Regions from separate parts of the Homo sapiens genome. Here region 1 is linked to region 2. A link is a loop called in an ENCODE intact Hi-C map of the cell type or tissue named here. Cell type or tissue: PC-9. All regions are shown on one strand.

The links. A loop is a pair of places that touch in the nucleus more often than their neighbours do. Peaks named below come from ENCODE experiments on the same cell type or tissue, not always from the same donor. Only the 100,000 strongest peaks of a DNase experiment are listed, where the experiment ranks them.
Region 1: a loop joins it to region 2, with 6 times the contacts of the local background. A loop is called at or near these places in 3 of 110 quality-filtered maps.

What each region holds. Positions count from the first base shown.
Region 1 is chr9:20,576,061-20,584,060 of GRCh38, reverse strand. The region is part of intron 2 of MLLT3 (MLLT3 super elongation complex subunit); the gene reads left to right. Among named protein-coding and RNA genes, the nearest start is that of MLLT3, 42 kb to the left of the region's middle. In PC-9, no CTCF peak of the experiment used is centred here; DNase peaks (open chromatin) are centred at 3,160 and 4,320; H3K27ac peaks cover 1,301 bases.
Region 2 is chr9:20,508,212-20,516,211 of GRCh38, reverse strand. All of the region lies in intron 2 of MLLT3 (MLLT3 super elongation complex subunit), which reads left to right. Among named protein-coding and RNA genes, the nearest start is that of MIR4474, 9.9 kb to the right of the region's middle. In PC-9, no CTCF peak of the experiment used is centred here; a DNase peak (open chromatin) is centred at 3,881; H3K27ac peaks cover 2,486 bases.

The DNA of each region.
Region 1 (8,000 bases), 68 kb before region 2:
AGAGATGAGTTGGGTGCTGTTAAAAGCATTTAGTTTTAAAAGGGAAGCAGAGCATAGAAGTTTCAAAAATTTGCAGCCTGATAATGTGATAGAAAAGAAAACCCCATTTTCTGGGGAGAAATTCAAGCCCTCTACAGAAATTTGCATAAGTAGCAAGGAGCCTAATGTTAATCCCCAAGACCATGGGGAAAATGTCTTCAGGCCATGTTAGAGACCTTCATGGCAGCGCCTTCCATCACATGCCCAGAGTCCCAGGAAGAAAAAGTGGTTTTGTGGGCTGGGCCCAGGGTCCCCATGCTGTGTGCAGCATAGGGACTTGGTGTCCTGTGTCCCAGCTGCTCCAGCCATGGCTGAAAGGGAACAACGTACATCTTGGTGTCTGGCTTCAGAGGGTGGAAGCCCCAAGACTTGGCAGCTTCCATGTGATGTTGAGCCTGTGGGTGCAACAGAAGTCAAGGATTGAGGTTTGGGAACCTCTGCCTAGATTGCAGAAGATGTATGGAAATGCCAGATGCCCAGGGAAAAATTTGCTGCAGGGGTGGGACCCTCATGGAGAACCTCTGCTAAGGGCAGTGTGGAAGAGAAATGTGGGGTCGGAGCCCCCACACAGAGTCCCTACTGGGGCACTGCATAGTGGAACTGTGAGAAGAAGGCTACTGTCCTCCAGACCCCAGAATGGTAGATCCACCGACTGCTTGCACAGTGCTCCTGGAAAAGCCACAGACACTTAACACTAGCCCATGAAAGCAGCAGAGAGGGAGGCTGTACCCTGCAAAGCCACAGGGGCAGAGTTGTCCAAGACCACGAACCCACCTCTTGGTATCAGCACGATCTCTATGTGAGACCTGGAGTCAAAGGAGATCATTTTGGAGCTTTAAAATTTGAATGCATGGGCCCTGTAACTCCTTTGTTTGGCCAGTTTCTCCCATTTGGAATGGTTGTATTTACCCAATGTCTGTACTCCCATTGTATCTAGGAAGTGACTAGCTTGCTTTTGATTTTACAGGCTTATAGGTAGAAGGGACTTGCCTTTTCTCACATGAGACTTTGGACTGTGGACTTTTGGGTTAGTGCTGAAATGAGTTAAGACTTTGGGGGAGTATTGGGAAGGCATGGTTGGTTTTAAAATGTGAGAACATGAGATTTTGAGGGGCCAGGGGTGGAATGATATAGTTTGACTGTGCCCCCACCCAAATCTCAATTTGAATTGTATTTCCCAGAATTTCCATGTGTTGTAGGAGGGACCCAGGGGGAAGTAATTGAATCATGGAGGCCGGTCTTTCCTGTGTTATTCTCACGATAGTATGTCTCACAAGATCTGATGGGTTTATCAGGGGTTTCTGCTTTTGCTTCTTCCTCATTTTTCTCTTGCTGCTGCCATGTAAGAAGTGTGTTTCACCTCCTATCATGATTCTGAGGCCTCCGCAGCCATATGGAACTGTAAGTCCAATTAAACCTCTTTTTCTTCCCAGCAGCATGAAATGGGTATGTCTTTATCAGCAGGGTGAAACAGGACTGATACAAGTGCATATTGCCAATTGAAAGAAGCCAATCTGAAAAGCCTACATATTATATGACTTCAATTTTATAACATTCTGAAAAAGGTAAAACTATGAAAACAATAAAAAGTTCAGTGGTTGCTGGGGGTTTGGTGGGGAGGAAGGAAGGGACGAATAGGTAGAACATGGTGGGATTTTTAGGGCAGTGAAACTACTTTTTTTGATACTGTTATGAGTGGTTACATGACGTTATACATTTGTCAAAACCCATAGAACTTCCGTACAACAGAGAGAGAAAACCCTAATGTAAGGGATGGACTTTAGTTAATAGTGTGTCAATGTTGGTTTATCAGTTGTAGCAAATGTACCACCCCAATGCAAGATGTTAATAATAGGGGAAAATGAGAGCCAGGTAGAGTGGGGAGAGGGAATATGTAAGAACTCTCTGTACTTTCTGCTTAATTTTTCTGAAACCTAAAACTGCTTTAAAAAGTACAGCTTATTGGTTTTTTAAAAGAGTATTTTGGATTCACCTTAGTTTTGTAAGGAGAATAATTTAATATAAAAAATTAAAAATATTTTTCATTGCGGCTGGATTGAGCATCAGATATAGAACTTTGTTCTGTGGTTTCAAAAATAGGAGAGAAAAGGTTAGGCTCTTTTAAACCTGAGAGAGGGTTGCTCTCCTTAAATAGTGATATAGAGCCTTAAATGCATTTCTGTTGTTGTTGTTGATCACTTAGAGAAATAGCCAGAGGTAATGGTATTCCTCTTACCAAATTGAAGGATTAGCTCTGTAGAAATGTTGAATTTTAAATGTTTTCCTTGTACCTGATAGAATTGCATAGTGTTCCTGCATCTTATATGAGAGGTAGTTTAAGGTGCTTCATCAACTGTGGATGGAATCCTCAAAGTCCAGTCTCTGATTGGCTGCCAGGGGCCTAAACAGGTTGAATATTTTAATCAACTATACAGGAGTCAACCATCCCAAGAGTTAAAGAATTGCATAGATCCTTTAGTTTAAGGGAAAAAAAATTCCAAGTGAATTTCTGGTGTGAATTAGGGAAGACTTATTTACGTTGCCCTTTAAGTCATTAAAGTGGCCTCTTAGAACTCCTGATTTAATGAAAAGATAAAAATGTTTTGTAATTAGCAGATCAAAGTACTGCTGTGGATGGTGTTTACATTGTCAGTATGTAAATTAAATTTCTAAAGGGAAAGAAAGAATTTGTTTAACACCTCTTTAATTTTGTTTATGTAATTTCTTGCTTAAAAATCTCTTCCCACTCCCACTTACCATAAATGATCCTAAAATAAACACTAACTTACCACTCTCACCTGTGTATCAAAGAACTTGAGAAACAGCAATGTCTGAATTGTTGAACTTTGCTATATTTAAGACAGATTGAGTTTATCCTCCAAAAAGAAACATGGTCTTGAAAGGTTCGTTCAGCAGTCCTAAACTATAAATGAATCCACTGATAAATGGAATTTAAAGAAGCACCAAAATAAACGGGTGTGTTCATAGTCATTTTGTATTGGAATTTGGCAATATCCTTTTGTACAAATTACCAAATGCAGTGTAGCTTGGCATGCATTGCTTGTTTGGAATATAATGTAGGTTTAAAAACAAAATATGTTGACAGAGGCTTTTCTGTTCAGGTGGTTAGGCAGGTTAGCCCTGTGTAAATTGTTGTAGTTCTGGTTCAGTTCCTCTGAACTGGAGGGAGGGGTGCTCTCCTTACACATTGCTGTGTATGATTAGAATGCTACGTCTAATACAGTAAATATTTTATACAAAAATGAATTTTGACTGCTTTATTTCAAGGCTTTACCTCTAGCCATGTTTGTGAAGGAGTGTGTGAAGAAAACATTGATAAGCCATGCCTATGTGAAAGGAAAACTATATTATATTTCAAGTCATTCCATCCCTAGTCACTTTTTGATTAGCAGCCTTGGTCTTCTTCAGGACTAACCATTATAGGCAGAGTGTGCACAGGTTCCAGATAAAACTGCTCAAAGCAAATGGATTAAAAAAACTGTCCAAGAGAGTCTAAGAACTTGTTTTATGAAGAGTCTTGGCTCTCCAATGGTGAGTCCCAGTCTGAATTTATTCAAGACTGAAAGAAGTTGGAGCATGTCTGTGCAAGGGTATTTTTCAAGAGATTTTCTCTAAGAAATCGAGCTTAAAAAAAAAAAAGTCAAGTTAACTAACGTAACATGCAAAGTGTTAGATGGGACTCTTATCACTGTCTAGTTACAGCAATGGAAATTATTATTAATTTCCATAAATGGAGAGAAGGGATTTAACCTTTCTGTTTTGTTTTAAGAGTTAATGCTAATTAAATGCTCCCAAGGAAGAAAGAGTAAAGTAGTGGATAGCATTTGCATTTATGACCATTAGCATGGCTGGGGTTGTGCCTGTGTGAATGACTAAGATGAGTAGACTTTTTGTACTGTGAGACTGTGGTAGCTGAGCCAGAGCTCTTGGGTCTTGCTAAGGTGGTAAGAAGCTATGGCTTTCTTTATTTAATGGGCCTGTTTAGTGTAACTGGGATAGGACCTCACTGCTCCCTATTTACCTCACACGAGTCTGGTGAGATTTAATTAGTCTTACTTACAAAAATCTGCCTGGGGTCTACTTTAGGGTCTGAATTCACCCAGTGTCTTCTCTCCCCCTAGAGAAAACAAAAGGTTTCTCCCTCTTTGCTACCTAGGCATCCCATACTGAGCTCTGTGGATCACCAGGCTGGAGGCCTCACCTTTATGCTGTTACCATGTCCTGTCTAGCCTCTCATATGTGTCCCTAACTTGATTTGGACTTAGTAGTGAGTAAAAAGGGTGGGGTTAGAGCAAAGAGCTCTTTTACCCTAACCACAAGTCCACATTTCCTCATACCATACTTTACTTTCTCATAGGAAATTAATTTTGTGTGCCTCCATAATGGCTCTCATCAACTTCTTGTTTTTTAAAAGTTTATATTTTTTTATTCATGCGTCAGAATTGTGAAGAAATTATTTGGATACTTAGAAATCTTATTTGGAGAGATGTTTTTAAAAAAGTCTTCTCATGGGCTCTTTGTAGAAGGACATTTCCTCTTGTTTCTCGATGATACCAAGTTGTTTTGTTCTTTTGTATATATATAATTTTCATTTCTTCTCATTTCTTAATTTTTTTTTCTTTTTAATAGAGATGGAATCTTACTCTGTTGCCCAGGCTGGAATGTAGTGGCGTACTACTCAAAGCTCATTGCAGCCTTTGACTCCTGTGCTCAAGTGATTTTCCCATTGAGCCTCCAGAGTAGCTGGGACCACAAGCATACGCCCAGCTAATTTTAAATTTTAATTTTTAATTTGTTTAGAGACGTAGTCTCACTGTGTTGCCCAGGCTGGTCTCAAACTCCTGGCCTCAAGCAATCCTCCTGCACTTCAGCCTGGGATTACAGGAGCTGCGATTACAGGCACGAGCTATCATACCTGGCTTGATTTATCCTGTTCTTAACCCTTCTTTCAAAAATTGTTAAATGTTTTACATTCCTTAAGGTAAGCAACGCTGTACAATAGAAATATAATGCAAGTCACAGTTGCAATTTTAGGTTTTCTAGTAGCTTTACTCGAAAAAGTAAAAAGAAACAAGTAAACTTAATTTTAACAATATAATTTATTTAACTGAATATATCCAAAATATCACTTAACATATCTATAAATAATTAATAAAGTATTTCACTTTTTTTGGTGAAGCCTTTGGAATCTGGTATGTATTTAGATTTCATAAAATATCTACTTGGAAAATGTTAGCGTCATATACTTGAATTGTTCCCAATATAATGTTCAAGGGTTTTCTAGTAATTGATCATATTTTAAAATTTTTAATTAATTAAAATAAAATATAATTTAAAATGCAGGTCCTCAGTTGCACTAGCCACATTTGACGTGCTCAGTAGTTGCGTATGCCTGGTGGTTGCTGTATTAGATATCATAGTGTTCTTGACCTGTCATTCTTTATTTGATATGTTTCCCATCTTCTCTTCTTTTTCTTTTTCTTTTTTTTTAGAGACGTAGTTTCTGTGTTGACCAGGCTGGTCTTGAACTCTTGGCTTTAAGCAGTCCTCCCACCTCTGCCTCCCAAAGTCTTGGAATTACAAGTGTGAGCCACCACGTTCAGCCCCATTTTCAGATAATGAAACTGAGCCCTGGATTAGTAATCAATCCCTGTTTTTCATTATGCTTCCATAATACTTAGAATAGATGTTAGTTCAGAGTGATTCAAAATTTTAATACATCTTATGTGCCAGATATGACTAGGGAAGGGAGGACTTACATGGACTTCTTTTGAGTTTATCTAGCAGTTCTTACATTCTTATTTAGTCAAGGTCAGCAGAAGAGCTGACTGTAGTACAGATCCTCCAAATTGTTGTCTATCTCTTCTATCATGCCAGCCACTAATAATTCCCTTTGTGGTGGAGTATTTCCTTTTGCAAATGATAGGAACTTAAAGGAATCCTTTTCTGTTTAGTAGTATGTAGGTCTGGATTCAGTTGTTGATAGCAGAGACCACTTTAGCCAGTTTTAGCAGGGAGAGATTTGATACTGGGAACTACAGAGGATACTGGAGGATCAGGTTTTAGGTTAAATTTCTAGGAATGATTCCCAAATAATATAGAACTGGCCAGCCAGGAAAACTGCTATGTCTGCTGTAATCAGGAAGCTGAACACATGAGCAGTCTTCCATTATCACAGCAGCAGACTTCAAGACCCTAAAGCCTAGCTGGCAAAATGGTGTGTGTGTTCACTCTTCTCCCTTGAAGCTGAAAACTAAACACTAGGATTTATTCAGAAGCACAGCCCCACCCCACAGTGCTTATTTCTACCTTTCGAATCTGTCATGGCTGTGTCTGGCAGAAGTCTGTCTTCTATTGTGCAGTAATGGGGCTAGAATGGATTTGAATGGACAAGTCTGTGATAATTGCCCAAGTGGTTGGTATATTGGTATGAAAGTGAGAGATGGTCAAGGTGAATCTTTGCTGAACCTGGGGCTCTTTGTCTTGCTGGGAGAATTTCACAGAGATGTTGAAAAGGTACATGGGTTAAGAGAACAGGCGCTGTGAAATGAAAGTTGTGTTTTCTTCTCTGGAGGGCATTTCTTCAGATTCATATCATCTGAAAAGATAAAAACAAATGGTTATACTCCTGGATCAAACTTTATTATGTTGTGTTTTGAAAGATCTCAGAGCCTAACTCCACGTGAATATATCAGGTTAGTGTCTAGCCTACTTCATGATTTTTTTGTGCATCTGAACATTCAGGGCCTTAAAAATAGGAGGGAAGCAATACTAAATTGAAATGTTGTCCTACTATTGCTTTAACTGGAGTTATTAAATATATTAAATTTGTGTGGTGATAAATCACCACACAGAACAGTGTATAATTTTAGAAGAGACAGGTAGAAAGAGTTATATGTTTTGGGATTTTTAGAGGTCAAGATAATAGACATTGGACAATGTTGCAGGATTACTCCTGGTTTGAAAATAAAGTACAGGTATACTTCATTGTATGGTGCTTTGCAGATATAGTGTGATTTGGTTTTTGAGATGAGATCTCACTATATTGCCCAGACTGGTCCCAAACTCGTGGGCTCAGGTGATTCTCATGACTTAGCTTCCTGACTAGCTGGGACTACAGGCATGTGCCACCACATCTGGCTGGATATTGTGTTTTCGTAAGTTGAAAGTTTGTGCCACAACCCTTCATTGAGCAAATCTATTTGCTCCATTTCTCCAACAGCATGTGTTCACTTTATGTCTCTGTGTCACCTTTTGGTAATGCTTGCAGTATATCAGAATTTTTCATTATTATCGTATCTGTTATGGTGATCAGTGATCGTTGATGTTACTATTGTAATTGTTTTGTGTTGCCATGAAGCGTGCCCATATAAGATGGCGAACTAGATATATGCTGTGTATGTTCTGACTGCTCCACTGCTCCAGTCATTGTCTCATCTCTCCTCCTCTCCTTGGACCTCCCTATTTCCTGGCACAACAATATTGAAATTAAGCCAATTACACATCTTTCATTTGAAATCAAAAGCTAGAATTATTAAGCTTAGTGAGAAGACCATGTCAAAAGCCAAGATGGCCAAAACCTAGATCTCTTGTGCCAAACACTTAGCCAAGTTAAGAATGCACAGGAAAAGTTCTTGAAGGAAATTAAAAGAGCTACTCCAATGAACACATGAGTGATAAGATAGCAAATAGCCTTATTGCTGATATGGAGAAAGTTTTAGTGGTCTGGATAGAAGATCAAACCAGCCACAGCATTCTCTTAAGCCAAAGCCTAATCCAGAGCAAGGCCTTAACTGTCTTCAACTCTGAATGCTGAGAGAGGTGAGGCAACTGCAGAAGAATAGTTTGGAGGTTGTTTTATGGGGTTTAAGGAAAGAAACCATCTTCATAACATAAAAGTGCAAGGTGAAGCAGCAAGTGCTGATGTAGAAGCTACAGCA
Region 2 (8,000 bases):
TGTGATGGGGATACTTTCTCCTCCTTCATGTGGGTCACAGGTGGGATTGGTGAGTCCTTAGCGGAGTCAGGAGATATCTGAGGCAGTGCTGGTGTTCATAGTCACAGACTCCTGGAGCTGGGTCTGGGGTTTATGGCTGACATCTAGATATCTCTTACTTAACTGGCTTTGCTTCTGTGTTTTATTTTTTTGTCATTAGGTGTTATGCTCCCATGGCACACAATATAACATGTCTAGTAACATTGCTTGTGAGTCTTTTTCTTGTATAAAAGCAAATAGATGTTGCTCTGGTGTGGAATATATATTGACTCAATTTTCTTCAGACATACTCCCCAGCCGCAGAGTCTTACATCAGGCGGTCTGTGCTTGAGCTTTGGGGAAGGCCACAGCCTGATCCGGATAAGGTCAATGGGGAGATCCTCAAAAGAGGCTGCTGCCTGTTATGACTCCGGCTGATGGCAACCATAGTAGAGGTGGCCACTTACTATGGTTGCCATATGGGACCCCAGGAGCTCGTCAGATAAACATCCAAAGAAAGAAAAATAATTATTTAGCTGCCTGGCCATTCTAAAAGATTTTGCCAAAAAGAAAAAACAAAACAAAAAACAAAACGGTGAGTATGGGGAGAAAAAGGGACTAATGATCTCACAGTCTCTGGCCATCCCAAGAAAAGGCTGCTGCCTAGAGATACCTTCCTCCTCCCCCATTTTCTCCTATCAGTCAGATATAGGAACTAAAAATGGTGTTGGCTTCAAGCCCAAGAGGGAAAGAAAAGGAACTTTAAACCCTATAGTCCCTATTCACCAGGTCCCGCAAGTATGCCAGTCCTAGATTACTTAAAATTTCAAAACAAACTTGGCCAAACTTCAGGCAGGCCCCTCAGCACTGAATGCCCTGGCCTACAAGTAGTGACATCGTTACATTTATTATAAACAATTGGAGCATTGCCTAAAAATTGTTCCTTGAGGCCTGGCGCAGTGGCTCACGCCTGTAATCCCAGCACTTTGGGAGACTAAGGCAGGTGGCTCACGAGGTCAGGAGTTTGAGACCAGCCTGGCCAACATAGTGAAACCCCATCTCTGCTAGAAATACAAAAAATTAGCCGGGCGTGGTGGCGGGCACCTGTAATCCCATCTACTAGGGAGGCTGAGGCAGGAGAATCGCCTGAACCCGGGAGGCAGAGGTTGCGGTGAGCCGAGATAACGCCACTGCACTCCAGCCCGGGCAACAGTGCAAGACTCCGTCTCAAAAAAAAAAAAAAAAAAAAAAAAATTGTTCCTTCAAGGTAAGAAACACTGAGAATCTCCTGCCTTGAAGATATTACTGGTGGTAACCAGGAAACACATTTCACTTCCTAGAACACAATACTGGTTTCTTGGAAGATGCTTTCAGTAGAACTTTCATGTCCCTGACAGGTGTTAGGTAATGATTTAATCGAGAGGCATAATGATTTCCTCAAACGACTCCTTTTCAAATCCCAGCCCAACAAATAAAGCCCTAACAGTTTCTATCTTGCCCTAGGTCATATCTTTATACATTTGTGATCTTGCTGCCATCCCATAAAGGCTGGCAGCTAGATCAAGGGCACATTCTTTCCTGGGACCTATTAAAAATAGATTGTCCCATGGGCCAGGCAGTTTCTCATTTGATATGGGGGACCTATTTGAGCTTAAATCTCCACCACCAAAAAAAAAATAAAAAAATAATAAAAACCCCTATATGGTACAGCTACATATCATTTTGTTGAATATTAGTCTCATTGCTACTGGTTTGGGTGTTTAATGGTTTACAGTCCAGAGGCCTGCATCAGCTCGAGTGGGCAGTCACTTAAAAAGCCATACCCCAGTCTCACATCCCAGATGATATCACCCAACCCAGGACCTCTCCATTGGAGATGACTTTGCCCCTGTGATTCCTTCCCCTGGGACACTAAAACCTCCACTCATCAGGACACAGGACATTTTTTGGTTTTCTTCCTGAACCCACTGTTTCCTTAGCCCATGATCCTGGTATCCTCCTTGTTCTCCACTCAAATGTACACCCCTACACTTCCATACTGCAAGGAAAATCCGGAATGAGTTACTACAATTAATGGTGACTGTTGCTTTCCTCAGGAGACACCTGCCTCGTATCAGTCAACCCCTTACTCCCTAGGGGAGAGGACCACCTACCCACTGGTGTCTTTCCCTACTACCCCTTCCAACTTTCCATCAGAATCTCCTGACTTGTGCCTCTGAATATGACCACCAAATCCACTTTCTCCTTACAGTCAGTGCATCCACCCCTCAGACTTACACTTATCTGACATTTAAAAACTGGTGCCCAGGCACCAAGATGTGAATTACAGTGAATTTTTATAATTTTATGTTGCTTCAGCATCTATTCTGAATCTAGGTGTAACTTGTTTCACACAGAAGCAGGGCTCAGTCATCCTTGACACACTATCCACTCCCTGCCTCCTCCCGGTTCCTCAGTGTGGTCGAGCCAGATACCTGCCGTGTACAACCACCTCCCTCATGGACATACAGATACAGCCTACTTGACTGACCCCCCGTACCCTGCATGGACTGCTGCAGATACGCCACGGTAGCCACTCTCATTCACAGTGTGACTCCACAGAACTTTTGCCTGCTTGCTCTAAACCCACCAACTAGAACTTCCCACAGGAAACCTGCTTGGTTAGTTCCCTGGACCCCAATAAAGGCCTTGGCCCATAGCTCATTTCTCTCTGGCTGCCCATCTGCTGGTTGAGTGCATTTCCCTGCCATCTTGTCTTTCGCCCGCATTGGTACTCCTCCTCTCACCAATTTGTCGTACGTTGCTTCTGGTATTTCACATGTTTGTGTTGTATTTCCTCCTCTGTGTCTCATCGGACTGACAGACCCAGACCTAATTTTCCTCTTAGTCAGAGCTCTCCCAGAGAGTGGCTATCTTGGGAGGAATAAACTGGACACAGGTCAGACAAGGGCCACAAGGGTACCTGCCAGTATAAACCAGTTTCCTGTGAGAGGGACACCTGGTCACAGGTCAGACACTTAGGCATTAGGCTGTCTGCCAGGATGAAGAAGGATCTCATGAAAGGTACACTGTAAATATCTACAACTATATTTCCTAGAGCCCTATCAGGGCAAGACTAGAATTTATGGCTACTCTCCAGAGAGATACCCCCAAAACCAAATTGTAGAGAAATATAACAGAGCCTCACTTACAGTTCTTAATATGGTGTCTTATGTGTAGTGGATGTTTGATCATTTGTATTGAATTGTCCTATACCGTGGAGTATGTATGTATTATTTACTTAGTCACTTTATAGCTTGTGTTGCAAAATGGGCAATGCCATAAACAGGAGTTCTAACCAAAAGACAGGCTCTGCAAACTGCATGCTTAGTGTGGAGATGCGTTTAGTCATGTACTGTGCTTTGTGGCAGTATAGTTAGAAGCAGTTGTGGTGATGGTCATAGCTATTTTAGTAACTTCAGTTACTGACTTCTGGGAACAAAGTTTCTTGAAAATAAAATCAGCTGCATTAAAAAACCAAAAACAATAAATGAACTTTGCTTAATGACATAACATGGCATGCTAGTGAAACAGCATTTTTAACTATTAAACTTAGGGGGTGTATAGGATAAAAACACTTGTACTCATAGATGCTGTTTATAATGTATAGTTAGGGGCAGTGGTTCTGCAACAATAGCCATTATCAGAATCAGAACAAGCTAGACTCTTCCCCCAAAGTTTCTGATTCATTAAATTTGGGGTGGGGCCTGAGAATTTGCACTTCCAAAGGTTCCCAGGTGGTGCTAATAGTTCTGGAGTCACAGTTTGAGAGCCACTGTTTTAAGGTTAGGAGAACATACCAACCTATCAAAGTGGGCGGGCATCTGATATTGCTGATTCATGGTGGCATGCTGTTGCTGTATTAAACATCTAAGAAAAATCTACTGTGGAGTGAAAATATGATTGCTAATGGAATTTCAGATCAGGAGCCAGATAGGGAGACATCTGTTGTTCCACAGTCCGTAAAACAGCACCATTGCAGCCTTTCTTGGAGGCATATCAAGAATGAGTATTTTAGGTTAGTATTTATTAAAGGAATACTTTTGAAAGCTTGCTCTTGTAGTGCTAGGTTAAGTGCATGAAGAGGTCTGTGTCTCATCTTCAGCTCAGACTTGGGGGCTTTTTTCTTTTTATTGCTCCAGCAAGGTCAACTAGGCTTTATGCCTCTCCTACTCAGGGATGGGCTTCTTCTATTTTAGAACTCTGTACTGGTAATGCAATTCTGAGGCTGCTCTCTGCTCCACAGAGAAGAGTGCTGTGATAGATTATTAATGTCTGCTGTGGCTACTGTTGCCCTTCTCTGCCTTCAGTATGAGCACTTATAGGTGTTCCTCTTCTAAGCTTTACTTGCTGAAGAGGAAGGAGAGGCAGAGGTGTGTGTGTGTGCATGTGTGTGCGCATATGTATGTATGTATGTGTATCTGTGATGTCTGTGTATCTGTATGTGATGCATTTAAAAAAAAATCTTACATATTTTCTTAGGGACTATGTTGTGAGGCTGGAGTACAGTGGCTATTCATAGGCTCTGTCATAGGCCATGAAATCCTGGGCTCTAGCTGTCCTCCTGCCTCAGCCTCCCAATGTATGTGATACATTTAATGATGCTTCATAGCATAACGCCTTTTCTACCATCTTATAATGTAATTCACTGTTGCTTTTACTTCTGGTAATAGTTTGAGAGAAGGAATTGTACTGTAAAGATTCCAGCTTGTAACTCATTGTGTTATACTTAAAATTTCTTGGTAGATTAATTTTTTTGTGTTTGAAGAAAAGGTATTGCAATTGCAATTTTTTATTATTTGCATATGTTTGTATTTGCATATATTCTTTCCAATACTGGGTCTGATCAGTTTCATTTGTTCTTAATTATTTATTTTTTTCTTGAAGTTTTTTTTAAATTACAAAAGTAATACGTTTAAGTTTTATAACTCAGTCACCCCAGAAATTAATAAGCATCCTTCCATATGAACATGCACACACACATACACCACCACTCTAGTATTAGGCTCTAATAGACATGTTTAAAATGTTTTAATTTGTTTTAAATTTTATAATATTAAATAATACCAGTCACATGATTATTCTCTGACTTTAATTTTTCACTTAAACATATCTTGGACTTATTTTGAGGTTAATAGATGCAGATATATAATTCATTATTTTTAATGGCTGCATAATATTCTATAGAGAGAACCAAATGTGATTTATTTAGCCTTTCTGGTATTGATGGCAACCACATTTCCAATTTTTGTTCTTTTAAGCAGTAATGGCAAAGCATTCTTGAGTACATATCTTTAAATGCTGGTGCTTTAGTTCAGTTGAATAAACACTGAAAGTGGGATTCCTAGACTAAAGGATGTATAATTTAAAAAATTTAAATAATAACATTTTACCAAATGCTTTCTGGAAGATTGTAGAAACTTTCAAACCCCTCTCCCAAGTAATGTATGAAAATGTACATTTCCTTATAGTACTACCAACTCTGAATATTAACAATCACCAAGTTTTTGCAAAATGGATCTTTTTTTTTTTTTTTTTTTTCTGAGATGGAGTCTTGATCTGTCGCCCAGGCTGGAGTGCAGTCATATGATCTTGGCTCACTGCAACCTCTGCCTCCTGGGTTCAAGCGATTCTCCTGCCTCAGCCTCCTGAGTAGCTGGGATTAGAGGTGCACTCCACCACACCTGGCTAATTTTGTGTATTTTTAATAGAGATGAGGTTTCACCATGTTGGCCAGGCTGCTCTTGAACTCCTGACCTCGTGATCTGCCCACCTTGGCCTCCCAAAGTGCTGGGATTACAGGTGTGAGCCACCGCGCCTGGCGGCAAAATTGATCTTTTATTTGTGTATCTCTGCCAACCAGTAAGGTTGAGTACCTTTTCGCATATTTTAAGTTTATTCACATTTCTCCTATTCATTGCTCATTTTTTTCCTTCTTGGATTCTTTTTGCTTATCAAGTTGTTGGAATTCTTTAAAGACATTAACTCTTTTTCAGATGTGTTACACATATTTTCTTCTAGTTTATCATTTGATAGTGGTGGTGCCTTGCTCTTTCGCCAAGCAGAAATATTTAATATTTATCTAATATAGCCTGTCAGTCTTTCCTTCATGGTTTTAAAAATAGAATTTTAGGGTTTATAAAACATTTTCACATTTGATTCACATAATTCAGCTAAGGTAATGTTGATATTCTCATCTTTATGAAGAACCTGAGCTTCCAGGAAGCCAACTGGCCTGCCTAAGTTTGTAAGTGGTGGATATCAGATGTAAAAAAAAAAAAATAATAATTGTACCCTGATCATTATACTGTGCTCTGATTGACAGTTCTTTTACAATAAAACTTAGTTAATCATTTGGCAGGATATAAAACAAAAATATGTGGTAGTAATGAAATATCTGTTTTCAAGGCTATGTGTAAGACAAAGTTCAGGTTACATTTCGTTTGTTAGTGAAAGATGCAGTGCCATGTACGTTACAGCAGTGACTTGAACTGTGCTATTAATACAGTCTTGGCGTGGTGGCTTATTTTTAACATGGTATCATACAGTATTTCAATTATTTATGCTTAAACAAAAGCCAAAACCTCAAGTGTTGTAGATATTAATGCTTAGGAGAAAGACCAAGGTAGAAGAGAAACACATCTTCAACAAATTCAAAAGGGCCACCTCTTACTCAATGCCTGGGTGTTTCAATGACTTAAAGCCACTACAAGCACAACTAAAGAGTGAGAACCATTTTTATCTAGAGTCAAAGAATTATAAAGAAACAGTAAAAGCTTTTCCCCCACTACATTTCAGCTGAACTTTGAACAGAATAAATATACCTTTCAGTACATATTTTAATGAGTATACTGTCCATGGTGAACATACTTAAAAAAAAGGAATCCACCATAAAACAAAAAGATTGCCATCTTTGGTAGACTTCAGTGATTTGTGCTACCAGATGTTCTGGGTACCCAGTCTGGACTCTGAATGGAGAGAGTTTGAAGAACCCACTCAGAACTGGAGTTCATTAGATCTTCATGGAATGTAAACGGTTGTGGGCATTGTACATACATCATATGCAATATGAAGCCTAGGACAATAGATACCTCTCTTGCATGAAAAGAACAGAGACCTTGTGCTTCTGATTCCCACTGATGTACATTGACCTGTAATTCCTTGTCATGTCTTCACCACCCCTTTCCAAACACACAATCACCAGACTTTAAAAATGAAATTATTTAAAATGAAATCATATACCATATTCTTTTGGTTATGAGTTCCTTGAGGATGTAGAGACGACAGCCATATGAATTAGTGATACCATAAAATGGAAATGTTTTTCAGTATTGTAAAATGGGGATGCTTAGCCATATTTTGTTTTTGCTGGACCTATGGGGTTTATAGATACTTATTTTATACTTCCATTAGTGAACATGTCAAATCTTTTTAGCCGTTTGGGTTTAAAACTTTTTTTTATGAATTTATTACTTTTTGTTCTGTTAAGTTTCTTTAATTTACGAGGCTAGTCTACTTGAATTGTATGAAGTCTGACTTTGTAAAGCAGTGGTTTGTTCTTACCCATCTAAATCATTTCTTGTGCCTGAATTTTTAATCTTTTGTCTTCTTCATTCTTTACCTCTAAGATTTACTTTCAGTTCCTCCCTACAGTTATGACTGGGGTTTTGTTGACTAGAATTTCTTCTGCTTTAGGTCTCTAGATCCTGGGATGATAGTGTTGGCACTGCGGTAGTGTCCTCTCCTATCTCTTTCTACCATCTGTAAACACTTTCATTCTCCTTTTAGTGGATGGGCCTCCTGAGGATACATGATGCAGAGTGTTTGTGAAAGGAAACTGATAGGACTGAAGACATTTTTCTTTATAAAAGGGGAAGGGCGGAATGTGGGGTGAGAGGTAAGGGAATGGATCTGTTGTCATCCTTACTTGTTTCAAGTGTTCT